Regions from separate parts of the Homo sapiens genome. Here region 2 is linked to region 1. Evidence: chromatin loops called from intact Hi-C (ENCODE). Cell type or tissue: Caco-2. All regions are shown on one strand. Each heading gives the region's core, and the rest is flanking DNA. Links, peaks and the distances in the headings are about the cores only.

Region 1 (16,125 bases), core at 7,025-11,024:
TGGAGATGACTGATTTGCCCCAGATTACACATTAAGTTAGTGGTGATACTAGCGCCAGGGCCCAGGGCTGACTCTGCTATACCATACTCCCTTCCCTGATGGTGCCTGCTTTTCTGAAAGCTTCTTGCCCTATTATAAAGGAAGAAGCATCTACTCCAGATGTTGAAAAAGGTAAGGAGCGGTTATGAAGGCCCAGCCCTGGGGATAGCTTAGCATTTTGCATTTAGTGCAAACCCATTTGCAGCTTTTCCTCATATTTGGTTGAAAGCATTTGCATTATACAGTTCATTTATGCCTTTATCATAATTAGGTGCAAGTTGCTGCTGCAATATGCTTGTCTGCATTATTACCGTACTTGCCTATTTTCATTCCTGCTCATCCTACGTTATTGTGTCTTACTGGGTTCATGTCAAATCTTTTCAATGTGTATAATATTCTGCTTTCGGAAATCAGGAGGGGGCAAAGATTGTTATGTCAAAAATTCAGAGAAAATGAAGAAATGTGTGTACATGTGCACATATAGAGAGAAACTGCATTGAAATCACAGCGAGATTGTGGCAGAAATGAGAAAACCTAAGATTAACGGCTTAGAGGGTTTTTATGCTCCTGGAACTCAGAAATGGTATGTTTGCAGTTGCTGCACAAACATGGTCTAATTGCTGAAGCTATTTTTAAAAAGCACGCTGAAACCATGAAGCTAGGGAAGTTCAAAGGCTTGCTCTTGCATGTGCTCAGTCATCTTTCCCAACTCTTATTGCAAAATGATTTTTTGCTTGAGGACAGAGTGTTGGGTATCTGTGACAGCCACGGTGACATGGGCTGGGAGGTGTCTCCAGAGCAGCTCCAGCAGATCCCTGATGGCCCACTGGGTAATTAAAAGCTAAGTGGAATGTTGAAAAAACGTCCATACAATTTGATCGGTCAATTTGCTTGCTTTTTTGAGAATTTAAATGAGACCTTCAGAATCATTTGAACTTTTAAAAGGAAATCATTTCAAAAGTCGTCGAAAGCGAGTGTGTTTGATGTGTCTTAAGTGACGGGCAAGACTGAACTCATTTTAGGTGGTTGTTGATAGTATGGATGCAGCTGTGAAACTTGAATCAGAATCATGCGCCATCCTTCAGTCAACTTTGTAAGGCACATTTCTCCCGGAAATCCCACAACTGTTGATTATTCTCTTGTACGGCCGTGGAATCTGAGAGCTTTCAATTAGCCCCTAAGGGCACGAGAAGTTGAGGGTATTTTCCAAATAACAGGGTCTACATGCAAATGACGTGGTAGGAGCAGGGGTAGGATGAGCCAGAGAAAGCTGGAGCCTGGCTTCTGCCCCATTCTCTCCAGCTCACTCGCTGTAGAAAGCCAGTGGCTAAAGGCCCTTGTTGGAGCCAGGGGAGTCTTTGGTAGGAGACCCCTGAAGAGCATGTACCCTGATGTGGTTTGGCTGTGTCCCCACCCAAATCTCATCTTGAATTGTAGCTCCCATAATTCCCACGTGTTGTGGGAGGGACCCGTGGGGAGGTAATTGAATCATAGGGGTGGGTTTTTCCCATGCTGTTCTTGTGGTAGTGAACAAGTCTCATGAGATCGGATGGTTTTCTGAGGGGTTTCCCCTTTCGCTTGGCCCTCATTCTGTGTTTCCCACCTCCATGTAAGACATCCTTTTGCTCTTCCTTCATCTTACACCATGATGGTGGGGCCTCCCCAGTCATGTGGCACTGCGAGTCCATTAAGCCTCTTTTTCTTTATGAATTGCCCAGTCATGGGTGTGTCTTTATTAGCAGCGTGAGAATGAGCTAATACATACACTAACCAAGCACCCTCTGTGGCTGACTCCAAGTTGTCATGGAAGTTGATAAAGTACCCTTGAGAGCTTAGTACCAAGTCACGTGCTGACTGACTGGGTTTTACACGTCCTAGCCACCTTCCACCCAGACCACTGTATCCAAAACCTGGCCTGGCCACGTTTTGGATAACTTTTTACTTACTTTTTTATTTAGTGAACTACAGTTTATTTGATCATTCTTGATCACTTTATTAAGCGGAAGGAGATGTTAATCTCTGAAAAGTCTATCCTTTTACTTCCCTAAACCAAAAAGTGACTGGAGCAGATCTCAATAGATGAGAAGTTTATTTTGTCAAGGTTGAGGGCACACCCAGGAAAAAGAAACACAAGTCATAGTAGGATCTATGGCCTGTGCTTTTTCCAAAGAGGGTTTTTGGAACTTCAGTATTTAGAGAAAAGAACAAGCAAGAGTAGCGGGGGGTGGGAAAGAGGGAGGGAGAGGAGGCAATGAGGCCAGTGGTCACATTCCTGTGAAGCCCTGACCAGCCCTCAGTGGATCTACATTTTACATGTGAAGAAAGGGAATCAGGGAAAGTCAATTATGATTCTCTCTCTGCTTAGTAAATCTACACTTTACATGAGTTAAAGTAAACATGTGACATCATAGCTGTCTGTTTGGGAACAAAAGGAAGGCAGTGTTTTGCATGACTCAGTTCCCAGCCCTAACTTCCCCTTTGGCACAGTGAGTTTGGGGTCCTGAGTTTCTATTTTCCTTGCACACGTCTTAGTGCTGTGATAGAAAAGGGGTTTATTTGAACTCTTGCCATCTTTGTCTTAAAAGATGATGGAAAGTCAACTGTCTGTGGATGTGATAGGCAAATCAGTTGTTTTAAGCAATTCTTAGGTAAGATTTAACATGGCCTCAACTAATTACTTAAGAGACAGCTAGGAATTATTTCTGTTTGCCTGTACTTTGCCTCTGTATGTGTGTGTGTGCATTGCATTTCTAGGGAAAATATTGAATAGCAGTTTCTTTTTTGAATAATTATGTATTAGAGAAATTTAGCAATATTCTTCCCAAATTCTATATACTTTACATTACCCTTCATTTTACCTTCCAGCTGATAGAAGAGGGAAAATTGTAGATTATTAATTGATAGATAGATAGACAGACAGATTGTCAGGGAGATGGATGGATGGATAGATAGATAATAGAGGACTTTAGCTTATATAGCAATTCCTGATACAGGCACAGATGCAGACTCATAGTATAAAGTTGCTTATCATGGCAAGTGCCTGACATTTCACCATTTTGATGACTATTCTAGGCCCAAAAGCTCACAGACTGGGGGCAAATCTTTTCCATCTAAAAACACTCCCATCATCCCTTAACAAACTGATGACAACATAATTGTTTTCTATCAAATGAATCCTGAAATAGTATAAAACATACAAAAATTCAGTCTGTTTCATGGAGCATACACCTTCAAAATTCTTTTCAGGCTTATTTTTGTCACTAAATAAAAATCAATCACTTGAAAGCATACGTCTCTGATTTCTATCCCTTGTCTTATAGGCAGGTGTCTCTATTTCCAAGTCAGCATTCATTATGCACTTAGCTAATATTTATTGAACCTCTGTGTTCTGTTGGTAGTTATGAGTGTGATGCAGGGGTGGCTGGGATATCAGGTGTCCTCTTTGAGGGTTTCTCTCCAGGGTAGACGGGAAGCCTCATTGCATCCAGGGTACAGAAAGGTGTGACAGATTCCCCAAGACACGGGCTGCACTTTGGGGCACTGTGGAACTCACAGGTGAGCCCCTCCCTGTGCTCAGGGGCATCAGGTTGTCCTTCAGGGGCCAGCAGGTAAAACGGACTCTGAGAGCAGAGGCCTGCTAAGAAGGAAGTGGGGGTGTGGGCAGTCAGGAAGTCATGGCTTCTGTTTGAGTAAAGCCTGATGAACCACACTCCTTACCCAGGGTTAGAGGAACGTCTATGGGACCAGCTGTCAAATTAAAAGCATAAGTCACACATTCTATTTCCAGAGCCCACAAGGAGGAAAAACTGAGACTTCCTAGACATGAATTTCATTTCTGACAGGCTTCTCTCCTGCTACATACATGCACATTATCTACACACATGCACATGTATGTAGATAGCGTGGCAAGTGCATGCACACACAATTCTGCACACACACCTCCTCCTGCACTCAAGGTTTCTGGTCTCCATACAAAGATGGGAAGATTTGGGGCTCAGGGATTTTGATCAAACCCTCGGTAAAGCAGAAACCACCTCTGTTGTACTTCTAGTTTTCTGTTTCAGGGCCCAAGAAAGTCCATTTCAAGGGCCTTATGTGTAATTCACAGTTTTGTTGGAGTCCCCTTCTAGGTAGACAAAACAGAGGAACCTTTCTTAGACTGGATCTCAGTTCAGCCATCCCAGGGGCTACCCTCTCACCTCAAACTCAACAGAAGATCAGGAATCTGGGGGTAGCATGGGCCACGTGTCTTCCCTCTCAACACCGCGGTACCCTGGAGCAGGGGTTCCCAACCCCCCCAGCCACAGACTGGTATCGGTCCATGGCCTATTAGGAACCAGGCTGCACAGCAGCAGGGGAGCAGCGAGTGAGCAAGCAAAGCCTCATGTGTATTTACAGCTGCTCCCATCGCTGGCATTACCACCAGAGCTCCGCCCCCTGTCAGATCAGCGGCTGCATTAGATTCTCGTAATAGCACGAACCCTATTGTGAGCTGTGCCCGCGAGGCATCTAGGTTACACACGCCTTATGAGAATCTAATGCCTGATGATCTGTCCCTGTCTCCCATCACCCCCGGATAGGACCGTAATTGCAGGAAAACAAGCTCAAGGCTCCCACTGATTCTACGTGATGGTGAGTTGTATAATTATTTCATTCTGTATTACAATGTAATAATCATAGAAATAAAGGGCACAATAAATGGAATGCACTTGAATCATCCTGAAACCATCCCCCCGACATTGGTAGAAAAACTGTCTTCTGTGAAACCAGTCCCTGTGCCAAAAAGGCTGGGACCACTGCCCTGAAGCACTCAGGAGACACCTGCATGCCACTCAGGTCTCTGCAGGAAATGACGCTGGACCGGCGGTTCTACCGAGAGACTTCCTGTCTTAGTTGGCCCCATTTATCCTCTGACGGTTTCCCACATACATGGCTTCTCACACTCTATTCTTCTCATGGACATATTCGTGCCACTTGCAGTTCCACATTTCACTGCTTTTCAGATTGATGTGTTACCGGAGAATTATTCTTCTATCTATTATTATTATAACATTCACCATAATCATCATTAGCCCATTAACTCATAACTATTACTATCATTGCTAATATAATGACTGTTAACTAAATATGAATAATGTATGCTATCACTAATATAATTACTATTATTAACTATATTCCATCTCACATAATCTATCTCAGCTGCTTCATCTCCCTCTGCCTCCTTTCACCTTCCCCCTGCCTGATGTTACAAACTGAACAACTTAGAGTTCCTTGAATATTCCATGAGCCCGGCTTCTCCCCCAGGCCATAATGAGGGTATGTCAGTGTGCAGTGCACAATTAGTTCCTCTGCCAAGGCAAGATCTGGGGTGCATGGCCGGCCTTGCAGCCCGTGTGGGTGTCCCAGTCTTGCTCTTGCTCTTTAAGTCAGGTGTTTGCCTCTGCTGCTGCCATGGGAACCATCTACTGCTGCAGGTCAGGCATCAGAAAAGTTGTGTGTCCTGCCCTACACCCGTCAAGTGACGACAGATGACAATTGGAGGGGAAGGAGAGGAGGTCAGAGGAACTGGAGTTGCACTCGTACCCTCCCTGGTGAACTGAAAGAGCACCCTCCCTGGTGAACTGAAAGATAGACAATATCCATAATGTCGAGGCATTGACCAAAATCTTACCACGTGTTTTGTGCTCCATAGAATCTATTTCAATGGAGCACCGGCTCTTAGAGCGCTTAAAGATTCTGCTTTATTAACTGACTCCATGTTGCTCTACTGGGCCCTGTGGAGTAGTTAACAGCTGTTAGCTTGAAAGAACGTATGGTTTTGTTGGGAACTGTAAGGTGTAATTAATTCATTAGGACCTGCTACATGTCAGAGGCTGCGTGAGACACCGGGCTGCACTCATACCTCACGTCTCAGACACAGACTTGGACCTCAGGGAGGTCACATCCCTCTGAGGAAGAGACCAGCAAAACACCAATCAGATGTGACCAGTGGCACTGGCCACTAGAGTAAGCACCTGGGCTCTGGGGTCACAGCAGAGGGGGCACCACCAGCTCTGGGAAGGCTTTAGGGAGTGGATGGCAATTAGAACTTTCAGGATGAAAGGATGTGGTTCAGAGGACTGGGGGAGAGGGCAGCACAGACAGACGAAGCCACGTGCAGGGGCACTGAGACAGCTCAGGAATGGCGGTGAGTTCACCCCCACCGGGTCGTGTCCGGGAAAATGATGGAGAGCAGCACTGAGGATCAGCAGGGGAAGATCACGCTGTGCATCCTGAGTCTTCTGGGCTTCATGCTGTGGGTCGGGGTGATTCGTTGAAAGATCTTAGCCTAGGGGTGTTTTAGGAAGATGGCACAGGCTGCAGCATGTAGACCAATCTGAAGGAAAGATTTGCAGTCTTGCAGGTGAGATGTCATTAGGCCTTGGACTGAGACAGGAGTGGTAAGAGGGGAACATACTTGGGAGTCTGGGGGGAAGGTCAAGGTCAAGGTCAGCGGGATTTATGACATGGTCATCTACGGGGAGAAAGAGCCAGGGAGTAGCTTCTAAGACTGTGTTTCTAGCTGGAGTGACTAGAGGAGTGAGGGTGATCTTTTCAGAGCTCAGGAGTATGTAAGGAACAGATTAAGGTGGGAGGGCAGGAAAAAAGACAAAACAGAAGTTCTGCTTGGATTCGTTGCATTCTAGCTGCCAAGATGGAACTATCCGGAGGCAAGGCGGCACTTAAACTGCAAGCTGGGGCTGCAGGTGGAGATTCGGGAGTGACTGTTTTAGGATTAATTTCTAATGGCCTCAGATAAGATGACCCAGGGTAAAGGGAGACTATGCAGAGGGGGAGCAGTGAGAGTGAAGAGGAGGATAAATAACAATAGATGGCATTGCATGGGACATAAAGTGACTGCTCGGAGGTTATTTACGGGAAGATGGATCTCGCAATTGAGTGCTGAAGAAGGCGTTTGGTAACAACTGGAGCCCCTTCTCTGTGCCAGGAGCGGGCACTGAGGGGCACAAGTGATTAAATACCACCCCTGCCCTCAAATGAAAGCCAACATAGAAACAGATAAACTATAGATCAAGTTTGCAATTCCTAGAGTTGAGATATAAACTAGGTACTATGGGAACACAGAGCTCATTTTTCTTTTTTATTAGATGAGCAATAAGTGTTAAATGTAGAAAAATTAGAAAATACAGAGAAACAGAAAGGACATATATGTAACTCATAATTCTACAACCCAGACATGTGGCTATGAACATTTTCATTCATGTCTCATACAAATAAAAAATACATTTTTTAGCAAAATGAGATCATACAGCACACACTGTTTTGTAAACATTTTTACTTCATATTTTATTATTTCTGTAGTATTAACTATGTTATCATTTTCAATAACTGCCTAGTTTCTTTTTTTAGCAAATGTATCATAATTTATTAACCTGTCTCCATCATTGGACATTTAGATTGGTTCCTGGCTTTCACCACATTAGACGGAATGGCAAATATTCTTGTAGCTACATATATGCAAACATCAACATTATTTCTTTACAATAAATTCCCAGAAGTGGAATTGTTGTGTTACACGATGTTCTAGTTAAGCTCTTTAGCTATAAGAACTAGACCTCTCTTCTCTATAGACTTGCTAGCTCCAGCTTAAAAGTAGAGGGAGGGGATTTTTATGAACAAAAGGAAATGAGGGAATCTAAAGGCGCCAAGAAGCTGATTCCTGCAGGCCTGTTGAGAGACTAGAAATTAAAACTCCCCGGGCCAGGCACGGTGGCTCATGCCTGTAATCCCAGCACTTTGGGAGGCCGAGGCAGGAGGATCACTTGAGCCCAGGAGCTCAAGAGCAGCCTGGGCAATATTACCAGACCCCATCTCTATAAAAATAAAAAAAATCAGGTGGACATGGTGGTGCGTGCCTGTGGTCCCAGCTTCTTGGGAGGCTGAGGTGGGAGGATCACCTGAGCCCAGGAGGTCAAGGCTGTGGTGAACCGAGATCACACCAGTGCACTCCAGCCTGGGCAACAGAGTTAGGCCCTGTCTCCAAAATAAGTAAATAAGCAATGAAGCTCCCTGGATTCCAGCCCCTGTTACTCAGGAGCCGCAGGGCCTCTCACCCATGCTCCTCTGTGCCTCTCTGCCACCCTTCTCTTCTTTACCAGCCTGGTTTGCTTACTTCTTTTGCCATAAGACTCAATTTTATGTCATGGCCCCTCAGCTTCAGTGGCTGACGGTAGTCTCTGCCTTTTAGTTAAGACGCCGGAGAAGGTGAGTCTGATTGGCAGATTCCCACCAGTCCTGAGTTCTGGCCAGCTAAGCTCGGGCAGCCATGGATCTGGGGGCTGGGAGCAGGATTCAGTCGGGATGTGCTGGAGCCCACTTACCCCAGCTAGTGAGAGCTGACCCTGGGCACCTCCTCCCAGCTCCAAGTTCACTGACGTCATATTGGGAGCTTGAAATCGGCTGTGCCGGATTTACTTACAGCAAGAAAACCAGTAAGTGCTGAGTCAGGGCTGGTCGTGAGATGTTCCTCCGAATACCACTGGGTGTCACATGGAACAAAACTCTCTGACTCCTTGAGAAATGAGTATGGCCAGTGACTGACATCTTTAGAATATTTCTGAAACAATGTAATCTCATTAACATTCCGTAGATGTTACTTCATTCTGTTATTGTGTTTAATGTCCCAGAGAAGAAATCTAGTTTTGGGATTTTCATTTCTTTTCTTTAGATTGATATGTTGTTTTATCTGTCTGCACTCTTGTCAGTTTGATTTGCTTACAAAGCGTGCACGTTTTACTGGGCTGCAACTGTGGTGGGGCGCTCCCTTTGCTGGTTCTCAGTAAGTCCATTTTATTTGAAGATGCAAATCTTTTTCCAAGTCGGGGAAGTTTTTCCACGTTGTTAATTTGATTAATGTGTTTCTTTCACTTACAGTGTATTCACCTTCTGGAATTCCTACTGTGCTTATATTTGATCTTTTGGGTCAATCTTCCATTTTGCTTATCTTTTCCTCATCATAGCTAACTTAATCTATTTTCTTTGAATTCTGGAGAAAACTCTTGATTCCAGCCAGGTTCACTGATTTGATTGTATGCACTATCCAGTCTGTTCTTTCGAGCTTCTGTTGCATTGTTAATTTTGGCAATTGTATTCTCATCTGAAAGTAGTCTTTTCTGATCTCAGATGATTCCATTTTCATATTTACAGTGTGTTATTGACTCCTCTCAATGAGTTATTTGATTCAGATTCTCTGGTTGATCTCAAGCAGTGTAATTCAGAAATTTCTTAAATGTTCTGTTTCATAAGGGTGATATTTCTTTATGTTCTTTAAATTGATCCCATTATTATGGACTTTTTTTTTTATTATGAGCTTTATTATCAGGGCTACTTCACTTTTATTTTGCCACATTAATGAATGTGCAGGCTGTATTGAGAGCCTACAGTTCACTGCAATTGAATGAAGGGAGGTTTGTTACGGGGCTAAAGGAATTCCTTTCCCTGTTTGTTTTAATAATCGAGAAGTTGCCCGGGCTCTACTCTTCTCTCACCAGCACTTAGTGTGCTCAAGAGGTTCTCTCAATGGAGCCCGGGACTGGCAGTGTGGGCATCCCCTGAGTACCTGCCAGAAATGCCCGGTCCAGAGGCACCAGCTCAGAAACTCTGGTATGGGGCCTGGGAATGTGTGTCTTCACAAGTCCTCCAGGTTGGTGCCATCAAAGTTTGGGAAGTGCCTATTTGCTCACCACTGGGCTTCCAGCCACAGCAAGGGTGAGCCAGGTCCAAGTTCACGTTTAGTCCCCTCATGGCAACATCTGTGCACTTTCACGAGGCATTTGCAGATTTGCCCAGCCTGTACCTCAGCCCTCAAGCTGCTCCTACCCGGAATTCTGACCTCTGTGGAGTTTGCAGGGTTCCTCAGGGGTTCCTTTCACTTCGTGTCCAGGTGGACTTGTCTTTTGCGGGTGGGGAATTTCAGGTTGGGCAGCCTCTCCCTTAGACAGGGCTTGCTCATGCTGTCCTGCAGGAGCTCCAGTGTGGGTGGTCGTGATTTTGATTCTCAGCAGAAATGCAGACTATTTCCCTACTATTTTTTCTTTGGATATTTCTATAGAGATTTAGGAAGAGGTGCAGAATGGGAGGCTCAAATCACCTGGAGGCAGAAATTCCTCTTTTTTTTTTTTTGGATGACCTAAGGGAGATTTACAGAGTAAAGGGGACGCTGTTGTAACCATCCAGGTGGGGATGAGGAGGGTCTGGCATTGGGGATGGGGAAAAGGTGGACTCCTGAGTATTTCTGAGATCCAGTGGATCAGCCTGAGGAGCAGTTGCGTGGAAGGAGAGGATGAGTTAGGATGGCTCAGTTCATTCAGTTACAGTGAACTGTAGGCTCTCATTTTCTAGCGCAGCTGCCCTGATGACTTCTTGGAAGACATCAAATTGTGTTTGACTTGGGCAGAAGGATGGCACTGGATGAGTGAATGGATGGGGTGGCCATTCCCAACCACAGCTGAGCACGTCGTGGTGACGGGGTGTGATCTCCCCCACCCCTGCTGCACCCAGAGCTGTCCTGGTCACATGCACATTCACTGTCAGACGACAAACAGGGAGAATGACCGATGCTGCCAGGAATTCTGTTTGGGTCTCGTACGTTATCATCTGTTACCAGTGACAGTAGTGTTTGGGACATTTCGCCAGCTTCCCGGAGAAACAGCCCTTTTTCCTCGGCCTCCCGGCACCTGCAGTCCGTCCGTAGCTTTCCCACAACCCATCCCTCAGAGAGTTCTGGCATGCTAATTTTCAGGTTTACCAAGTGGCATGAAAGATACTAATGAATTTCTTTACCCGTCGCCCTCCTCCTAGCTGTCATAGCTCTTCCCACTTGAAGTGTTTGTTTTCCTTGTTCCTGTGTGTGTGTGACAGAGGTGAGGGGTCTGCTGCCTTCATGGTGGACGACTCACTTGTCTGGTGCTTCAAGCCTGGGGTCTGCCTTCCTAATAATGGCCACTGTCATTTTCCCCCAGCTGGAGGCCTGAGGACATCAGCTTAAGCCTCTCCAGGGCTCTGGGACCTGCAAGGTCCAGACTCTTAATGTGATTCTTGACAACTGATTTGTCAGCTCATTTTCCCCTTTTCTCAATGTCCTGTTGTAGCTCAGTCTGTCTGCTTGTCCTCAGCGTGTAATAAAACAACCCCAGACACCCCACTCCAGGAACCAGGGCCCCAGAGCTGTCCCACAGCCTAGTTTAGGACTGAAGCCCCAGATGGCACCCCCTGCCATTGGGAACTCTAAGGAGACTGAACAGGAAGAAACACAGAGCACATCTTCCAGGAAGAACCTTTGATAAGCTGAGAACTCTTTGCCCTTTATTTAAAAAGTAAAAAGAAGCGAGGAGGAGAAGCTGCGTAGAAGCCCTGCCCTCTGAGTTTGCTTAGAAAAAGCACATTCAAGTTTGCATTTAGGAATCGCAGTCAGTGACGCATGCTTGGGTTCCCTGCTCAAGCTGTTAGGGCAAAAGCGACGGCGTTTCTACCCTCATCAGGAGAGACTGCCTCTATGAATCTCTCGTCGCCAAACTAAGCAGTTTTAATCCAGATACAGAGTGGAGACAGATGAACGCATGCAGGATGCTTCTCCAGAGACGGCGTGTTCTCGCTGTTGTCAGCCATCCAGACAGGGTGCTCAGAGGGCAGCCTTGGGGCACCCTGCAGTGGGCAGGCAGCATGAGGCACACGGATCCTTCCTTCTCTTTTCAGCTGAAGAAATGCTAAAGAGAAGTTTGTAAAATTCAGAGCCTCATCTCAGAGGGAAAGATGAGTTAATGATCTGCTGCAGAAGGACTTGGCAGGTGCGTGCTCCAGCCGGCTGAGAAGACACCCACGCAGCCCTCCCACCATGCTGAAAAACATAGGGTCAGCCATTGGCACTCCCCCTTTTCCCATTGATGAAACGGAAATTATCTTTTGGAATTGTGCTGTTAACAATACTCTGTATTGCCACAAGTAGGTTTTTGCAATATGTTGAACAAACGTGTTATCCCTTTTCAGGTCCTAAAGTAAAGAGGGTCTCAGGAGGGTGTAAGGGCAGCACGTGAGAGTGTGGCCTGTGAGGAGGATGTTGAGTGACTTCAGGGAAATCAGTGTCACCTATGCAGAGTCACAAGCTGGCTTTCCTAGTCTTCCAGCACCTGGATAAATCCCTTTTTGTGCAACAAGCACTGATGGAGTCTACAGAAGCATGCATTCCCGTGGGAAGGGCATGGCTTTGGTGCTGAGCCTCTAGATGGTACAGACAGGCATCAGGGACCCTTTGGCCACTCATTTAAACCCTCAGCCAGAAGGAATGAAATCACTGGGGCTGTCATGAGCAATGAAAATGACAATCTGCACTTTATAGACACTTAGCATAGTGTCTGGCATACAGTAGGCACCCAACATACCTTGAGTCTGTTATGTTTTGTCTATCAGCTGTTACATTTGTTTCTATTGTCTTTTCTCCAGTTTTCTCTGGGATTGGTTAGAGTGAAACGTCATGAAATTGTTTTTATTTTATTTTAAAGACAGGATCTCGCTCTTTCACCCAGTCTGGAGTGCAGTGGTGTGATCTCGGCCCACTGCAGCCCTGACTTCTTTGGGCGCAGGTGATCCTTCTGCCTCAGGCTCCCCAGGCTGGTCTCGAACTCCTGGGCTCAAGCTGTCTGCCCACCTTGGCCTTCTACAGTGCTGGGATTGCAGGTGTGAGCCACCGTGAGGTCCTGTTTTGATTTTAGACTCATCCCTTAAAGCCCAGGCTGTCACATACCAGCCACCACTTTCTACGACTCCGTAAGGCACGGTGGTTCAGAACACAGGCTGTGGCATCTGCAGACCTGGCTTTGTGTTCAGGCTCAACCACTTAGCAACTGTGTGACCCAGGCCACATCAGGCTTCTTACCTGTAAAACAGGAACCACAGGCCTTTTGCATTTAGGGGCAAGGGTAGGCAGATGCCACATTTCCAGCAGGACTTATGGGACATGAACTTAATAAAAGTCTGCTCCAGTAGCCTGAGCACCTTTAGGGCTTAACTTGGGGGCCCGTCAATGCCTCCACCGCGCTCTCAGCCACAGAGGAATTCCTGAACTGTCCACCAGTGGGGTTCCGTTATTTCCTGTGATGGGCAGGTAGGGCTGACACTCTGTTCTCCAGTGTAGATTTCATAGTTTGGATTTGGGCGGCCCAGAAATAGCCTGCGAGATCTTACTGAACCAGGTCTGACGTCATCACACTAAATGGAAAAAAGTTAGGAACGTGCTGGTATTCCAGAATTCTTTTCTTAAAAAAGTAACGTTCCAAAGCAACCATATTGCTAATTGAAATAGAATTTTTTTTTTAAATTCAGGAAATGTTGGGCCCTTTAGTTTCCCTCCTATTTTTCATTAGGTATTTTGGAGCATTTCATTTATTGAGCACCTACCGTGTGCTGGCTGCTGTGTTATATGCATCGTACATATTTTGTTCTCACAACAACTCTGGAAAATAAGCATAACCCCTTTTCTCCTGTAGTAAAGGGGAACTTGGAAGGAAACAGAAGCCTGCCAGGGTCAGAGAGCTCATGGGCAGCCAAGGCAGGACTTAGACTTCACAGTCAGAGGCCTCAAAGCCTGCGCTTCTCCCGTGACACTGTCATTTCAGAGGGTGATGGTCCACCATGGCTGAAGACCAAATTCAGCCAACAGCTGCTGCAGCCAAGAGTCCATCTGTCTCCTCTGACACTGTCATGTCCAACCTGTTTGCCTGAACATACTTTGGCCACTTTGGAGTATTCTGCTCAGAAGTAAAAATAATGTCGTCAAATTTCATAAATAGATTTCTGAGGTATATACTTCTCCGCAGGAACCTGGCTCACTTACTGTCTTTAGATAATGGAAATCGTGGTTGCAACTGAGGTTCTTTCCTAAGTTAACAAATGGTTGTTCCTCACCGCAGAACTACAGGAATGACCCTTACAAATGAGCAGATTCTTTGTTTTCTCTTGATTGCTGGCAGCAGCTGCTGTGGGTGCTCAGTAGAGGAATGTTTAGTGAGAGAAACTGAGCTAGTGTTGCAGCAGAGGAAAAACACTAGGAAATTGACGACTTATCTTTCCATTTGCACCTTCAGAAATAGGTTAATTGTTTCAGTGACTGCCTCTGTCTTGATTAGGAAGCATTAATAGCAATTAATGATATAACTTCAAAAAAGGTATAGGAAAATTAATAGAATTCTCCGTTAATATAAATTATACTCATTATCTACTGTATCCAGAACCATCAGGCCTGCCAAGCTCGTTGATTAAAGTACAAGTGGAGTTTTTTCGGTCTGAATTCTCTAGATAGTTAAACCTTTATTTATTTATTTATTTTGCAGTATAAAATTCCCCACAGTGAGCCAATAGTATTATTTAGTTTAAAATCCCTCAATTCTACAACTTAGAAACCTTTCATAAGTTAATTTTATTAATGTACACACATTTTATCTACACGTACAAATATTATTTGATGGTAATGATGAAACTTTGTTAATAAAGGATGGTGAAGAAAAGTTCAGGTCAAAAAAATATGAAATTGTAGGACTGATTTTATCTAGCTTTAATTCTACTCTGCAGTAGAAACAGAAGGCTTTTTTGGTAGGCAGACGCCACATTTCCAGCAGGACTTGTGGGACTTGAACTCAATAAAAGTTTTTTTTTGGGGGGGGTGGGTGGAATGCCAATAATGGTAAGAATAACAATAGCAACAATGATAGCAAAGGCAATAACCAACATCCCCTAATCTGCCCCTAGGACCAGGTTCAGTACCTCACATGCATTCTCACTAATCTTCACACTTACAGGAATCTTCAAGGTAGAGGGTGTTACCCCGCTTTACAGATGAGGAAACTAAGTCCCAGAGGTGGTCAGGAACTGGCTCAAATTCAGACAGCAAAGTGGCAGAGCTGAGAGTCATGCCCAGGTGGGGAAACCCCACGCGTGCATTCTGTCACTCGGCTGAACTGCAGCACAGCCCTGGGCTTATTTTAAGAACATAAAACCTGTCTCACTAGACCCAACTCTCTGCCCTGTTCCTTATTCTTTCTCAGTGTCACCAGAGGACACATCAGACACAGTTAGCCTTCCCCATGTCAACTCTAGATGGAGAGGAATGCCCCTCGAAGGAGTCTAGGCTGCCTCAGGATTTTACTATGGGTGGGAAACCAATGCATTTGTCCTTGCCCTTGGTTAAACGGTTATCTGAAGTTGGCTTATATTCATCCTCTTACCATCCTTAACAGCAAGCTTGCCGCCAAATTCCGTCACTGATTATTTTGACTTGATGAAGCGTTGCTCTTGATCTACAGATTCCTCGGTGTGTTGTGGACTTTGATCGCTTGGCCAGCTGTAATCTGCCAGCTTGAACACGATTGATCTTCATGCACCAGGCACTCACACCTGCCCATTTGGCGGGGTTGCTTATGTCTTTCTCACACCTTCTAGCTTGTTCTTTCTTTTCTGGAGATCCAACAATCAGAAAAGCATTCCGTATTTATTCCTTAACTTATAAGGAACCTATAAATAGGGCTCCTGTGTTTCTTTTCTTTTCCCCAAGACTGTGTTTGAAGGTTAATTTCAGGATTTTCTTGGCATCCTTAAAGCGGTGGGACTGTTCTAAACTCCTTTGAACAAAATGTTGATTGAAGTGTTATCTTTTGTAATATACTCCTGGAGGGTTGTAGGGATTTGGAGGAAAGGTCAGAGTGATAGGGAGTGTTTTGGAGGAGGTGAGATTTGATCCAGCCCTTGAAGGATGGTGGGGTTTGTGGTGCTAGATGGCTGATGAGGTCATTTGTAGATAGGTGGAGAGGTGTATTAGCTGGTTTTGCGTTGATAGAAAGGAATACCTGAGGCTGGTAATTTATAAGGAAGCTGGCTCACAGTCATGCAGGCTGTTCATGGTGCCAGCATTGCTCAGCTTCTCTTGAGGCCTCAGGAAGCTTTTACCCATGATGGGAGGTGAGGGGAGCCGGCGTGTCACGTTCCTGAAAGCATGGTGTTTTTATTTTTTATTTATTTATTTTCTTTACCTAATTGGTA
Region 2 (16,125 bases), core at 4,409-8,408, 560 kb after region 1:
CTCTCACGGTCAGTGCCGAGCCATCTGCATGAGTGACCCAGTCTGCTCCACCAGCGACCACTGTCTCTTTCCACAGTTCCCACCCCTAACAGGCTGTCTCGGATTTGCCATGGTCTAGCAGCTGAGCTCCACCTGCTGAGTGGCCGTAGCCTCTACAGGTTCTGCTCGACGGAGACTGGATGGCTGGCGCAGACGCCACTGGGTTTCAGCTCAGCCAGACTCAGGCATTTAGGGGAACCTTTGTGAACAAAAGGCCCCAAAAGAGCTGGTCACTTGGGCTTTGCTTCAGGAAGCAGAAAGGGAGACACGGTTTGTCTCACAGGGAGAGCTGCGACTTTGTCACAGAAGGCTGAGTTACCTCTGGGGCTCGGCCAACGGCCGTCTTCAATGCCCCCACATCCATCGGACAGGGAAGGCTTTGTGGACCCTTCTGACTTGTCAGGCCTGGAGTTCAGTCCTAGAGCTCCTTGACCGATCACCTAAACTAGGTGTATCAAGCAAAGAAATTGGGATCGGGCCTCCGTGGGTCAGGCATTCCATTTCAACTGGAGCTCAAAGCTTAGTAGCAATACTAGTCAGTAGGAGAATTTGTGTTGAATGAGTTCACTGGAAGCTGATCACAGTGAATGCAAAGATAAGCACTTACAGGCAGTGCTGAGAAATTCCACAACAACAGGGATGAAGAGGAAGTCCCAAAAGATTCCAAAACAGAGAGGGAGAGAGACAGAGGCAGGGGAAAGGGAGAGAGAGAGGAGAGGAGAGAGAAGAGAGACAGAGAGAAGACAGAGAGGGAGAGAGAGAGGAGGGGAGAGGACAAAGAGGGAGGAGAGAGAGAAGACAGAGAAGAAAGAGAGAGGAGAGACAGGGAGGAGAAAGGAGAGGGAGAGGAGAGAGAGAGGGAAAAGAGAGAGAGGGAGAGGGAGGAGAGAGAAAGGAGGGGCCGGGCGTGGTGGCTCATGTTTGGGAGGCCGAGGCGGGTGGATCACCTGAGGTCAGGAGTTTGAGACCAGCTTGACCAATATGATGAAACCCCATCTCTACTAAAAATACGAAAATTATCTGGGTGTGGTGGCATGCGCCAGGCCACCTATACAGAACAAAGAGGAAGATTCTAGCTCCTGAATCATACCCTGAGTAATAGGAAGTTTATTTTAACTCAAAGAGGCTAGAAATTGTTAGAGTTCATGCTAAGCCCTGACCCATCAGTGGTGGCAAATAGCAGCGAGCTTGTCCCACTGCATGCAGCTCTGGTTGGATCAGCGTGAGCCACTGTGTCACTAAAGAGGCCAGGGCACAACAAGTATTCCACACACACAACCACTCTTAGGACGTGGTGGCTCACGCCTGTAATCCCACCACTTTGGGAGGCCGAGGCAGGTGAATCACAAGGTCAGGAGTTCAAGACCAGCCTGGCCAGCATAGTGAAACCCCATCTCTACTAAAAATACAAAAAATTAGCTGGGCATAGTGGCGCACACCTGTAGTCCCAGCTACTTGGGAGGCTGAGGCAGAAGAATTGCTTGAACCCGGCAGGCGGAGGTTGAGGTGAGCCCACTGCACTCCAGCCTGGGCAACAGAGCGAGACTCCATCTCAAAAACAAACAAACAAAACAAAACAAAAACAAAAACCAATTCTATTGCAATGTTTACTCAAACACCGTCATTTTAATTCTGGCTCTCTTTCTTTCTCTCTCTGTATATATTATGTATATATTTCTCTCTCTCTCTCTCTTCTCTTTCCCTCTCTCTTTCTGTATTTCTTTCTCTCTCTCTTTTTCTTTTTCTTTTCTTTTTTTTTTTTTTTTTTTTGACAGGGTCTTGCTCTGTCGCCCAGGCTGGAATGCAGTGGTGCAATCTTGGCTCACTGCAACCTCTGCCTCCCAGGCTTAACCAATTCTCCTGCCTCAGCTTTCTGAGCAGGTGGGACCATAGGCACACACCACCATGCCTGGCTAATTTTTGTATTTTGTTTGTTTGTTTGTTTGTAGAGATAAGGTGTCACTATGTTGCCCAGGCTGGTCTTGAACTCCTGGGCTCAAGCCATCCTCCCGCCTCGACTTCCCAAAGTGCTGGGATTACAGGCGTGAGCCACGGCACCTGGCCTCTCTTTGTTTCTCTTTCTCTCTCTTTTTTCTTTCTCTTTTTTTCTCTTTCTCTATTTCTCTTTCTCTTAATAATTTAATCTTTTAAAAGTTATCTCACATGGCAAAGCTTTGGCTTTACAAAGCGAACAAAAAAAACTTCCCCATGAAAAGTATCCTGATTCATTACCACTTTTTTTCATTTTTTCCTGTTTTTCAGTGCGTTTGACATATGCGTCATTGTCGTAGTAGCACGTGTATAATTTTAAGTCCTGTTTTTCACGTAGCCTCCTATTAGCACTTACCGTCTTGCCCCTGAGCCTTCGTAGCTGTCATTTTTGATGTCTACATAATATTCTTTGATTGAGTACCCCATGATTCATTTTCTTTTCTCCTGCTTTTGGCCACTTTGGTTGTTTCCAATTTGTGCCATTATAAATAACACTGCAATTAACGGCTTTTATTTCCTCAGATACATTTGCATCTGTTTTATGAATTAAAAGCAGCTGAACTGACTTCTGTGTCATTCCTGTTTGAACAAAAATGGAATGTCCTGGTTTCGTAACGGGACAATCTAAATTTAGCCTCACTGACAGAGCTGTGCGACAAGGGGAACGGCAGAGTAGAGGTCGTAGAGCATTTCAGAAAAAGTCTATTTAGTTCATTTGTCCCACTTTGAGGAGAAGACGAAGTCTTGTGTTGCTCCAAAGTGAGCGCAAGATTGGTAACTTTACCCTTGACAGGAGTTTTTAAAAAAAAAAAATAATAAATAAATAAATAAATAAATAAATAAACAAACAGTATCATGGCCGGGCACGGTAGCTCACGCCTGTAATCCCAGCACTTTAGGAGGCCAAGGTAGGTGGATCACCTGAGGTCAGGAGTTCGGGACCAGCCTGGCCAACATGGAGAAACTCCGTCTCTACTAAAAATACAAAATTAGGTGGGCATGGTGGCGCACACCTGTAGTCTCACCTACTCGGGAGGCTGAGGCAGGAGAATGACTTGAACCCAGAAGGTGGAGGCTGCAGTGAGCCATGATCGCACCACTACACTGCAGCCTGGGTGACAGAGCGAGACTCTGTCACAAAACAACAAACAAACAAACAAAAACAGTACAACTTCCAGTTCTGTTCCTTTCTTCTGACCTTGCTATGCATGACCAAAGTGAAGAGCAACTATGAATGCATGATGTCCAAGTAACACTGAGAAGGTTTCTGGTTTTCGTATGTTTTGTCTCCACAGGTAAAGAAATGCCTGGTGAGGGGACAGCATGTATGTTTGTGTGGAGGGTGATGAATAAAGAAAAGTAAACCATGAGGACCCTCAGAAATTTAAAATAATGGTTCCAACATGGAGCTCAACAGACCAGGTGAAGAATAGATCAATGCACCTGAAAATGAATTATGGCCCCAATAATCAAGCTGCTCAAAAGGCATCTCATGTGAATTTCCTGTGTGAAGGATTGACAGAACAGAGGAGAGAGAGAAAATTAATAGTGAAATAAAACTACCCAGAGATAAATGAAGACACATGTATGTGTGTTGAATGAGTTCACTGGAAGCTGATCACAGTGAGTGAAACAGATAAGCGCTTACAGGCAGCACTGGGAAATTTCACAACAACAGGGGTGAAGAGTAAGTTCCAAAAGATTTCAAAGCAGTCTGGGTGCAGTGGCTCACGCCTGTAATCCCAGCACTTTAGGAGACTGAGGCAGGTAGATCACTTGAGGTCAGGAGTTCAAGACAAGCCTGGCCAACATGGTGAAACCCCGTCTCTACTAAAAATACAAAAAATTAGCCAGGCGTGGTGGCGGGCACCTGTAATCCCAGCTACTCAGGAGGCTGAAGCAGGAGAATCACTTGAACCTGGCAGGCGAAGGTTGCAGTGAGCCGAGATGGCACCATTGCATTCCAGCCTGGGAAACAAGAGTGAAACTCTGTCTCAAAAAAAAAAAAAAAAAAAAAAAAATTCCGAGGGAGAGAGAGGGGAGCAGGGGAAAGAGAGGGAATAGGAGAGAGAGGGGAGAGGGAGGAGAGGCAGAAGAGAGGGAGGAGAGAGGGAGAAGAAAGGAGAAGGAGAGGAGAGAGAGAGAGAAGGAGGGAGAAGAGAGAGAAAGGAAAGAGAGAGAAAAAGAAAGCAACTTCCCGGGTGGGCATGGTGGCTCACGCCTGTAATCTCAGCACTTAGGGAGGCTGAGGTGGGCAGATCACTTGAGGTCAGGAGTTTGAGACCAACCTGGCCAATATGGTGAAACCCCATCTCTACTAAAAATACAAAAATTAGCCGGGCGTGGTGTTGGGCACTTGTAGTCCCAGCTACTTGGGAGGCTGAGACAGGAGAACCCCTTGAACCCAGGAGGCAGAGGTTGCAGTGAGCCAAGATCACACCACTGCACTCCAGCCTGGGCAACAGAGTGAGATTCTGTCGAAAAGAAAAAAGAAAAGACAAGAAGAGAAAAGAAAAGAAATTTCCCTACAAAGAAACAAAAATTAAATTGGGTTCTGCTCCTCACTGGGGACAATGGATGCCGGAAGACAACAGAGCAGTAACCTCAAAAGTTTTGGAGATGAAAATTATTTTGAACTTAGCATTTTAGGCCAGGCGCAGTGGCTCACACCTGTAATCCCAGCACTTTGGGAGGCTGAGGCGGGTGGATCACCTGAGGTCAGGAGTTCAGGACTAGCCTGGCCAACGTGGTGAAACCTCATCTCAACTAAAAATACAAAAAAATTAGCTGGGCGTGGTGGCGGGCACCTGTAATCCCAGCTACTTGGGAGGCTGAGGCAGGAGAATCTCTTGAGCCCAGGAGGCGGAGCTTGCAGTGAGCCGAGATCATGCCACTGCACTCCAGCCTGGGCAACAGAGTGAGACTCCATCTCAAAAAAAAAAAAAAAAAAAGAAAGAAAAAGAAAAAAGAAAAATAGAAATAGATGTATAACTTTTTAATCTGTTAAAGGGTAGTTACTAGAAAAATAGAAACAGATGTATAACTTCTTTAATCTGTTCCTAAACTACTGGAGGAACAATAATAAAATAACCACTCCTCAAAGGACAAGAAATAAAGCATGAAACTATCCGTGGCTAGGTGTGGTGGCATACATCTGTAATCCCAGCTACTCAGGAGGCTGAGGCATGCGAATTGCTTGAATCCAGGAGGTGAAGGTTGCAGTGAGCCAAGATCGAGCTACCGCACTCCATTCTGGGTGACAGAGAGAGACTCTGTCTCAAAAAAAAAAAAAAAAGAAAAAAGAAAGAATATATGTATCAATTAGTGTCATACCAGCTGAGAGTTACAGACAACTTGATTCCCTGTGGCTTACAGAAAGAAGTGACTTGACTTTCTCGTGTTACAGAAAAGTTCAGACACGCCTGGCAGCAGACAAGGCTTGGAGCAGGGGTTTAAACAGTGCTCACAGGACTGAGTCTGTCCTTGTGTGGAGGCTGCCTTCCTCCACACTGCTCTCATCCTCAGGCCCTACACGGAGGCAGGTTACCTCCATCAGCTACTTCTGTCTTCCCAGTTCCAGTCCAGTGGGAAAGGGCCACCCTTCTACTAACAGTTCCACCAAATGCTCATTGTCCCTCATCAGCCTGATGGGCTTATGCGTGCAGGGGGACACAGGCTGTGATTAGCCAAGCCCTGAGCCACCTGCCCATCCTAGAATCAGGAAGGAAGTTGGAGTTGAGAGTGGCTTAAGAAGGAACATAGCAGCCAGGCGTGGTGGCTCACGCCTGTGATCCCAGCACTTTGGGAGGCTGAGGTGGGCAGATCACCTGAGGTCAGGAGTTCGAGACGAGCCTGGCCAGCATTGCAAAACTCTTTCTTTACTAAAAATACAAAAGTTAGCTGGGCATGGTGGCATGTGCATGTAATCCCAGCGAGTCGTGAGGCTGGGCCTGGGAGGCAGAGGTTGCACTGAGCAGAGATTGCACCACTGCACTCCAGCCTGGGCAACAGACCAAGACTCCATCTTAAATAAATAAATAAATAAATAAAAGAATGAGCCTGGCTTTAATTACATTTTAAAATAACTTACAGAGTGTAACTGGATTGTTTGTAACTCAAAGGATAAATGCTTGAGGGGATAGATACCCCATCCCCATGGTGTGTTTATTTCATATTGCATGCCTGTATCAAAATATCTCATGTACCCCATAAATATATACACCTACTATGTACCCACAAAAATTAAGTTAAAATATATATATAATGTATATACACATATATACATGTATATATATATATATATATATATATATATATATATATATGTATATATAAAAGAAAAAAGAAAGAATTAGCCTGACCAAGCACAGTGGCTCACACCTGTAATCCCAGCACTTTGGGAGGCCAAGACAGGAGGAACACTTGAGCCCAGGAGTTCAAGACAAGCCTGAGTAACACGTCAAAACCTTCTCTTTACAAAAAATACAAAAATTAGCTGGCACGCTGACACACACCTGTAGTCCCGGCTACTTGGGACTAAGCAACATTGCCTAGACATCGTCAGATCCCTCTCTGATCCCCTCTCCAGCAGAGGTTCTCTTGCTCTCCTCCCTCCGGTAAGTAGCTCCATCCCATAGCCTCTGAAGTTTGCATGCCATGAGGGACCGCCCCCTCCAGCAAATCTGTCAAGGCTTTGACCAAAGAAAACGTATGCATTCTACTGCCATCTTGTGGTCATGTCTTTTTCTTTGCTCAGCCTCCAAACCCCTCAAACCCTACAATTACCTCCTGTGCTTATTGAGGAATAGAAGGACCAGAGACATGGGGGATACTCCTCAGGCCACAGAGCTAGTCAGGGTGGTGCTAGGACTAGAACTTTACTCCCTTGACTCGGTGGCATTTTACTTTCACCCGCAGGTTTTCGCTGGACTTCCTGGTTTCACTAGACCGGGGGTCAGCAAACAACACCCCATGGGCTGAATCCGGCCCACTGCTCATTTTGTCAATAAAGTTTTATTGGCACACAGCCACACTGGTTTATGTATTGTCTGTGTCAGCTTTCTTGCTACAGCAGCACTGTTGAATAGTTGCAACGGGGACCACAGAGCCAGCAAAACCTGAAATATTTGCACTCTGGCCCTTTACAGAAAAGGTTTGCAGACCCCCGCCCCAGTAGTGGACCCTGCTAGTCCTGAAGGTAGATTCCAGTTTATAGAATCTCAGTGTGACATGATGCGATGGACTGAGATATAGCCAAACACCAACCACTTTGAAATTGTTGAAATAGTTGAAAATCCTTGCTCTCCATTTTTAACTCTGGATTGGCTCTGGGTTACAGACGCATGGGTTTTTAGTGCTGCAATAGATGCTTCCTTAAATCCACTACCTGATGCCCCCCCGTGAGGAGATCGGAAAGGCAAGCCTAGTTGCTCTTATTAGAAAAGAAACAGGCCGGGCGTGGCTGCTCACTCCTGTAATCCCGGCACTTTGGGAGGCCAAGTTGGGCGGATTGCCTGAGGTCAGGAGTTTGAGACCAGCCTGGTCAACATGGTAAAACCCTGTCTCTACTAAAAATAAAAAAAAATTAGCCAGGCGTGGTGGTGGGCACTTGTAATCCCAGCTATTCGGGAGGCTGACGTAGGAGAATCACTTGAATCCGGGAGGTGGAGGTTGCAGTGAGCCAAGATCATGCCACTGCACTCCAGCCTGGAAGACAGAATGAGACTCTGTCTCAAAAAAAAAGAAAAAGAAAAGGAAAAGAAAACAATAGCCAGCCCCAGTGTGTGTTGTTTCCATCTTTGTGTCCATGTATCCTCATCATTCAGGTCCCGCTTGTAAGTAAGAACATGTAGTATTTGATTTTCTGTTCCCACGTTAGTTTGCTAAGGATAACGGCCTCCAACTCCACCCATGTCCCTGCAAAGGACATGATCTCATTCTTTTTTTATGGCTACATAGTATTCTATGTTGTGTATATGTACCACATTTTCCTTATCCGGTCTATTATTAATGGGCATTTAGGTTGATTCCATGTCCTGGCTATTGTGAATAGTGCTGCAGTGAACATATGCGTGACATCATCTAGACTTCATCAGACCCACTCTCTGATCCCCTCTCCACCAGGAGTTCCTTTGCCCTCTCCTTTCTGGGAAGTGGCCCCATCCCATAGCCTCTGAAAGTTGCACACTGTGAAGGAGTTCTGTGTGTCTTTATGGTATGATTTATATTCCTTTGGGTATATACACGAGTTCACTTGTGGATATGGTTTGGCTGTGTCCCCATCCAAATCTCATCTTGAATTGTAGCTCCCATAATTCCCACGTGTTGTGGGAGGGACCCAGTGGGAGATAACTGAATCATGAGGGCGGTTTCTCCCATTCTGTTCTCATGGTAGTGAGTAAGTCTCACAACATATGATGATTTTATAAGGGGTCTCCCCTTTTGCTTGACTCTCTTTCTCTCTTGTCTGCCACCATGTAAGACGTGCCTTTCACCTCCCACCATGATTGTGAGGCCTCCCTAGCTACGTGGAACTGTGAGCCCATTAAACCTCTTTTTCTTTATAAAATACTCATTCTTACATGCACATGTATGTTTATTGCAGCACTATTTACAATAGCAAAGACTTGGAACCAGCCCAAATGTCCATCGATGATAGACTAAAGAAAATGTGGCACATATACACCATGGAATACTATGCAGCCATAAAAAAGAATGAGCTCATATCCTTTGCAGGGACATGGATGAAGCTGGAAACCATCATTCTCAGCAAACTAATGCAGGAACAGAAAACCAAACACGGCTTGTTCTCACTCATAAGTGGGAGTTGAACAATGAGAACACATGGACACAGGGAGGGGAACATCACACACTGGGACCTGTTGGGGGGTGGGGGACAAGAGGAGGGAGAGCGTTAGGACAAATCCCTAATGCATGTGGGGCTTAAAACCTAGATGATAGGCTGATAGGTGCAGCACACCACCATGACACATGTATACTTACGTAACAAACCTGCATGTTCTGCACATGTATCCCAGAACTTAAAGTAAAATAAATAAATAATTGCCCAGTCTCGGGTACATCTTTTTTTTTTTTTTTTTTTTTTTTTCCAGACGGAGTCTCACTTAGTCGCCAGGCTGGAATGCAGTGGCGTGATCTCGGCTCACTGCAACCTCCGCCTCCCGGGTTCAAGCGATTCTCCTGCCTCAGCCTCCCAAGCAGCTGGGACTACAGGTGCCCACCACCATGCCCAGCTAGTTTTTGTATTTTTAGTAGAGATGGGGTTTCACCATGTTAGCCAGGCTGGTCTCGATCTCTTGACCTTGTGATCCACTCGCCTGGGCCTCCCAAAGTGCTGGGATTACAGGCATGAGCCACCGTGCCCGGCCCCCAGTCTTGGGTGTGTCTTTATCAGCAGCATGAAAATGGATGAATACACCTATACAGCAAACCTATACAAGTACCCCTGCACTGAAAATAAAAGGTTTTTTAAAAAAAGAAAAGAAAGGCCTTAGTTCTTAAGCAATGACTAAAATGTGGGGAAACTCAGGTGGAATTCTGCAATGACACTGAAGTATCACGGTTCAATTTTAGACACAAAAAGCCAGGCAGGCAAAGACACCCACCATGAGCCAAGCTTTGCTGGGTTTGGGGAGGGAAGGGGACAATTGCTGTAATCTTGAGACTGAACAGTGCTGGAGGGAGGATTCAGGACAGCTTGGTAAGGGGCTTAAAAGATATTGACATGTACCCCAAATTGTATTTAATGGCATTTTGCTAAGTAATCTGGTTTCTGGTTTTAGATTCGGATTTTAGTTAGAAAGAGCTTATGCTGGGACACTGGACTGGACAGAAGAGCCACTTTCCTGCCTCACAGGGGCACAGTTTCTTTCTAGAATTCTCTTTGCAGAGCGGCTGTCCAAGATTAAATTGAAGCAGATGGGCCAGGCACGGTGCCTCACGCCTGGAATCCCAGCATTTTGGGAGTTTGAGGCAAGAGGATTGCTTGAGTCCAAGGTTCAAGACCAGCTTGGGCAACACAGTGAGATTCCTGTCTCTATTTCCTTTTTTTTTTTTTTTTAAGATGGAGTCTCACTCTGTGCCCCAGGCTGGAGTGCAATGGTGTGATCTTGGCTCACTGCAGCCTCTGCCTCCCAGGTTCAAGCAATTCTCCTGCCTCAGCCTCCCAAGCTGGAATTATAGGCGCCGGCCACCGCACCCAGCTATTTTTTTTTTTTTTTTTTGTATTTTTAGTAGACACGGGGTTTCACCATGTTGGCCAGGCTGGTCTCAAACTCCTGCCTTCAGGTGATCCACCCGCCTCGGCCTCCCAAAGTGCTGAGATTACAGGTGTGAGCCACTGCACCTGGCCTCCCTGTCTCTGTTTCTAAAAGAAATATATATATACTAATAATAAATAAATAAATAAATAAGAGGACAGACTTCTCTCTCCATTGCTTAAAAATCTCCTTATATAGCTGGAAAGTAGCAAATTGTAGGAAAGCAAGAGGAAAAGTCCTAGGGGAAGGAAGCCCAGCAATTCCTAAGACGTGTGATGTGTCCTAACCCCCAGCTGGTTGACTTATGTGCCTGAGGAGTCTGAGGACATGGCTACCTGGATCTCTGGGCATGAGTGCCAGTCCCTGGGACACCTCTCAGAGCCCAGCTGTCTGGAAAGGCCACCTGTGGGCATCTAATCCACAGCCCACCTGAGCCCTCCATGTGCACCACCTTGGACATCCAGCCCCATGCAGCCTGGAGATGCTGTAGCCCCAGCACTCTGGGCTGGTGACCCCATGAGAGGCCCTGCACAAGAACCGCCCCACCAAACCCTTCCCAAATTCCTTACCCATGAAATCATAAGCAAAACAAAAATGGTCGTTGTGAGCTGCTAAGCTTAGGGTTGATTTGTTGGGTAGCAGTAGCAATCTGGAACAACTGCCCAGAAGAGATATGCATCTGCCTCTGCTAAGGGAACTGCCGGGGAAGAGCCCCCAGTAGGGAGTCTGTATAGAGTTGCAGAAGGTGGAGAGAAAGGGAGAAAGAGAGAAAGAGGAGAGGGAGGGAAAGAGAGAGAAGAGGGAAAGACAAGAGAGAGGGGGAGAGATGTTACCAAAACACCAGGGGTTTGGTCTAGGCCCTGCTGCTCACTGCACAGAAAGCCAATCACTGAGACAATGAGTGTTGCTGAGGGAGAAGGCTTTAATCGGGTGCAGCAGCTGAGATGGGAGCTCAGTCTCAAATCCATCTTCTTGACCCACTAAAGGCCTTTCTTTAGCAGGGAAGAAATGTAACTATGTGTAAGAAAACAGGAACTCAGATAAAACAAAGCCAAGTTTCAAGCTTTAAGAACTTGATCAGATGGGTCAACTTCTATGTTTATCCAAAAAACAAAAAAACTTGTCTATGGGACTACTAGGTTGGTTTCAGAGACAGAAGTAGAGGGAGAGAGAGAAGAGGGAGAGAAGGCAGGGAGAGAGAATGGGAAGGGGGAGAGAGAAAAGGGGGAGGTAGGAGAGGAGAGAGAGAAAGGGGGGAGACAGGAGGGGAGAGAGACAAGAGAGAGAAAGAGAGCAGGGAGAAATAAGAAAAAGAGCAGGGAATGATAAGAGAGAGAGAGGAAAGGGAGAGAGGAGGGGGAGAGAGAAAGGGGGAGGGGGAGAGGGAAAGGGGGAGGAAGAGAGAAGGGGGAAAGAGGAGGGGAAAAGAGGAAGAAGAGAGTGGAGAGGGAAAGGGGGAGAGGAGGGAGAGAAAGGGAGAGGAGGAAGAGAGAGGAGAGAGAGAAGAGGGAGAGAGGAGGAAAAGAGAGGTGAGAGAGGGGAGGGAGAAAGAGGATGGAGAGAGAAGGGGAGAGAGGAGGGAGAGAGAGAAAGAGGGAGAGGGAGAAAACGAGGAGAGAGGAGGAAGAGTGAGGAGGGAGAGGAGGAAGAGAAAGGAGGGAGAGGGGGAGAGGAGGGAGAGAGAGAGGAGGAAGAGAGAGGAAGGAGAGAGAAAGGGGAGTGAGAAGGGAGAGAGAAAGAGGGAGAGGGAGAAAGATTGGGGATAGACAGGAGAGAGGGGGAAGGTGAGGGAAGGGAGAGAAGAGAGAGAAAGAGGAGGGGAGAGAAAAAGAGGTGAGAGGAGTGAGAGAGAGAGGAGGTGGGGAGAGAGAAAAAGGGCAGAGAGAGAAGAGAGAGGGATGTCTGCACATCTGATCTCCAGGTTCAGAGAGTCAGGAGTTGGCTGACAACATCCACAATGGCGAGCTGCCCTGTCCCTCCTCTCTCTAAGCTGCAGAGGGCAGGGAGGAAGCAGGACCATGGAGGGAAGACACCAGCCAGGTCTCCCCTTGCCCTCCGCAGGCTTCCAGCCCAAAGCAGCCCCAAACTAGAAGGGGGATTTAATGCTGAATCCAGCATGGAGCTTTAATTAACGTCTCAAATTAGACAATCTGTTCAGTGTTGCTCAACTGGCTTGAGACTGCTTTTGCTTCTGAAACTGACCTGGGACTGTCCCTTGCATAAGAGTGAACCAAAAAACCACGGCCAATCCAGTCTCAATTTGGGGGATGGGCGAAAGTGGAAGTAGGAGGAAAAAAAGCTGCGTTTGATTGTGTCTGGAATTGTGTATCTTCAACACAGTGAAGCCAGCCCTGTGAAATTCAGGATGTTTTCATCTCACGTGCTGGTTTCTAGAAGCCTCATCCTCCTGGATCCTCTCATCTGATTACACTTCAGGTTTATCTGGGCTTTTTTCTCTTAAAAACACAACATTTTTATAGACTGATGTCTAGACTTGCACCTTTTCAAATCTGAGTCTTTTTTTTTTTTTTTTTTAGACAGAATTTTCACTCTTTTTACCCAGGCTGGAGTGCAGTGGCACAATCTCAGCTCACAGCAACCTCCTCTGCCTCCCGGATTCTAGCGATTCATCTGCCTAAGCCTCCCGAATAGCCGGGATTACAGGCATGCGCCACCATGCCCAGCTAACTTTTTTGTATTTTTAGTACACATGGGGTTTCACCATGGTGGCCAGGCAGGTCTTGAACTCCTGACCTCAGGCTATCCGCCCGCCTCGGCCTCCCACAGTGCTGGGATTACAGGAGTGAGCCACCTCACTTGGCCTCTCTAAGTCTTTGTTTGAGTGTTTGTTCAGAGACAGAGTCTCTCTCTGTCACCCAGGCTGGACTACAGTGGTGTGATCATAGCCCACTGCAGCACTCCTGGGTTCCAGGAATCCTTCAGGAACTCCTCTTGCCTCAGCCCCTCCAGTAGCCAGGACTACAGGCATGTGCCCCCATGCTGGGCTTTTTTTTTTTTTTTTTTTTTTTTTTTGACAGGACCTCACTCTGTTGTTGCCCATGCTGGAGTGCAGTGGTGTGATCATGGTTCACTACAGCCTCAGACTCCTGGCCTCAAGCAATCCTCCTGCCTTAGCCTCCCAAAGCGTTGGGATTACAGGCGTGAGCCACCGCACCCGACATCCCTGAGTCCTTACATTGTTGCCTGGCCGTGCACTCTCTGCCCCCCACCACTCTCAGCACTTTGGAAGCATTTAATTCACCAGAAGTGTGACGGGGTGATGGTTTTACAGGTCCCAGGAAGAACACACAATGTCACACTCACATAAGTGTGCATGCTCACACCCAAATCAGACACTCCCTAAAGCTGTTCAGTGTTGCTCAGAAACACCCTCAAGAGATCCTTGGTGGGTTTGATTCCCGCCCTGCTCACACCGGCTTCTCATTCCCATCAGGCCCACAGTGCAAACCCCTTGAGCAAGCACAGCCAGTGGGGAAAGGCCCCTCGGTCAGCAGACGCAACACAGGCCCCGCAGTGACAGCTCTTCAGATTTTCACATTTTTCCCAAGATGTCAGAAACCTGGATTTTTTATTTTATTTATTTTTTGGTAACTCTCCTGATTTCTCTATGCTGGCAACAAAATAAAAATAATTTTAAAACATTCAATGAGCCAAGCAAAACAAATATATGCACCTGATTCCAAACGGGCTTACAACCTCTGATTGACAGCGAGGTCTCCTCCGTCATAAATCACAAGGGCGATGATGGCATTACCTGCATTGGAGCTGGATTCAGCAGAGAAAAGGAGGTAGGGCTGAGGAGACGAGTCACAGCCGTCTCTTTGCCATGGAAACCCCAGGGGAGGAGGCTTTTTTTTTTTTTTTCTGTAGTAAGAGATCAATGAGAGATTAATAATAATCCTGTACATTGATGTAGCACTTCAAACTTGAGTGCTTGCCCATCTATAATCTCATTTGATCCCCAGAACAGCCCCGTGAGCTTGTCAAGAACGCCTGACACTCTCTAACCTGATAAAGGGAGATAAAGACCCAGGCAATTTCACACAGAGAAAGAAAGAAGGTGGGGAAAGGTAATGGGAGGACCCAGGTTTTAGTGGAAGGGCTCAGAAAGAGTTCATTTTTCTTTGCTTTTGTCTGATATTGCTGTCTCTCTCTCTCTCTTTCTGTCTCTCTTTCTCCCTCTTTCTCTTTAAGAGACAAGGTCTTGCTCTACTGCCCAGACTGGAATGCAGTGATGCAATCATAGCTCACCGCAGCCTCAATATCTCAGGCTCAAGTGTTCCTCCCACCTCAGCCTCCTGAGTAGCTGGGACCACAGGCACGCACCACCACATCTGGCTAATTCTTTCGTTTTTTTTTTTTTTGAGACGCAGTCTCGCTGTGTCGCCCAGGCTGGAGTGCAGTGGTGCGATCTCAGCTCACTGCAAACTCTGCCTCCCAGGTTCAAGTGATTCTCCTGCCTCAGCCTCCCGAGTAGCTGGGATTACAGGTGTGCACCACCATGCCCAGCTAATTTTTGCATTTTTAGTAGAGACAGGGTTTCACCATGTTAGCCAGGCTGGTCTCAAACTCCTAACCTCAGGTGATCCACCCACCTCGGCCTCCCAAAATGCTAGGATTACAGGCGTGAGCCACCGCTCCCGGCCTAATTCTTTAATTTTGTTTAGAGATGGGATCTCACTATGTTGGCCAGGCTGGTCTCAAACTCCTGGCCTCAAGTGATTCTCCCATCTCTGCCTCCCAAAGTGCTGGGATTACAGACATGAGCCACTGCGTCCAGCCTGTCTGCTCTGTTATACCCTCTCTCTGTGATAGACGATTTTGCTTTGCAGTTGCAGAAGGCAAGAGACAAGGGTGTTTCTGCCGTGAGCGGAATGGCAGCAGCGGGAGTGAGAACACCAGCTGGCAAAACAAGACACAGCTGGCAAGATTTGCGAAGAAAATACGGCCTGGTGGTTGAGGATCCAGAGATGACCTTCACTGACTTGTCGATGCCACAAGCATCAAACCTGGCCCAACCTCCATGGAGTCCATTCGCATAAAACTCATTAACTGGAGCCAATCTTCACAATCTGGTGACTCAGAGGTAAATGTTCTTTTATCAAAAGTGGAGTGAACATAACCATTAGGATGGTTACTCTAAAAGAAAATAACAGAAAATTACAAGTGTTGGTGAGGATGTGGAAGCATTGGAACCCTTGTGCCCTGTTGGTGGGTATGTAAAAGGTGCGACCACTGTGGAAAGCTGAATGGCAGTTCCTTAGGAAAGTAAACATAGAGTAGCCAGGCGCGGTGGTTCACACCTGTAATCCCAGCACTTTGGAAGGCCAAGGAGGGCAGATCACCTGAGGTCAGGAGTTCGAAACCAGCTTGGCCAACACGGCGAAACCCCATCTCCACTAAAAATACAAAAATCAGCCAGGCATGGTGGTGCATGCCTGTAATCTCAGCAACTCAGGAGGCTACTAAAGCAGGAGAGTCAGAGGTTCTGATTCTGCCTGGAAGGCAGAGGTTGCAGTGAGCTTAGATCGCGCCACTGCACTCCAGCCTGGGCAACAGAGTAACACTCCATCTCAAAAAAAGAAAAAGAAAAAGAAAAGAAAATTAAACATAGAGTTACCCTATGACCCAGCAATTCCATGTCTGGGTATATACTCAAAAGAATTGAATGTACATGTATGTTTATTGCAGCACTGTTTACAATAGCAAAGATTTGGAATCAAACCAAATGCCCACCAATGATAGACTGGATAAAGAAAATGTGGCACATATACACCATGGAATACTATGCAGC

The links. Peaks named below come from ENCODE experiments on the same cell type or tissue, not always from the same donor. Only the 100,000 strongest peaks of a DNase experiment are listed, where the experiment ranks them.
Region 2: it touches region 1 in a loop (16-fold over the local background); 8 of 110 quality-filtered maps call a loop at or near these places.

What each region holds. Positions count from the first base shown.
Region 1 is chr7:3,913,886-3,930,010 of GRCh38, forward strand. The region is part of intron 5 of SDK1 (sidekick cell adhesion molecule 1); the gene reads left to right. Among named protein-coding and RNA genes, the nearest start is that of SDK1-AS1, 570 kb to the left of the region's middle. In Caco-2, for the core only: no CTCF peak of the experiment used is centred there; a DNase peak (open chromatin) is centred at 8,526.
Region 2 is chr7:4,472,834-4,488,958 of GRCh38, forward strand. LOC124901579 (a long non-coding RNA gene) reads left to right here. Exons shown (of 2, transcript XR_007060198.1): 2 at 3,327-3,609. Among named protein-coding and RNA genes, the nearest start is that of FOXK1, 200 kb to the right of the region's middle. In Caco-2, for the core only: a CTCF peak has its summit at 6,769 (motif pointing left); a DNase peak (open chromatin) is centred at 6,708.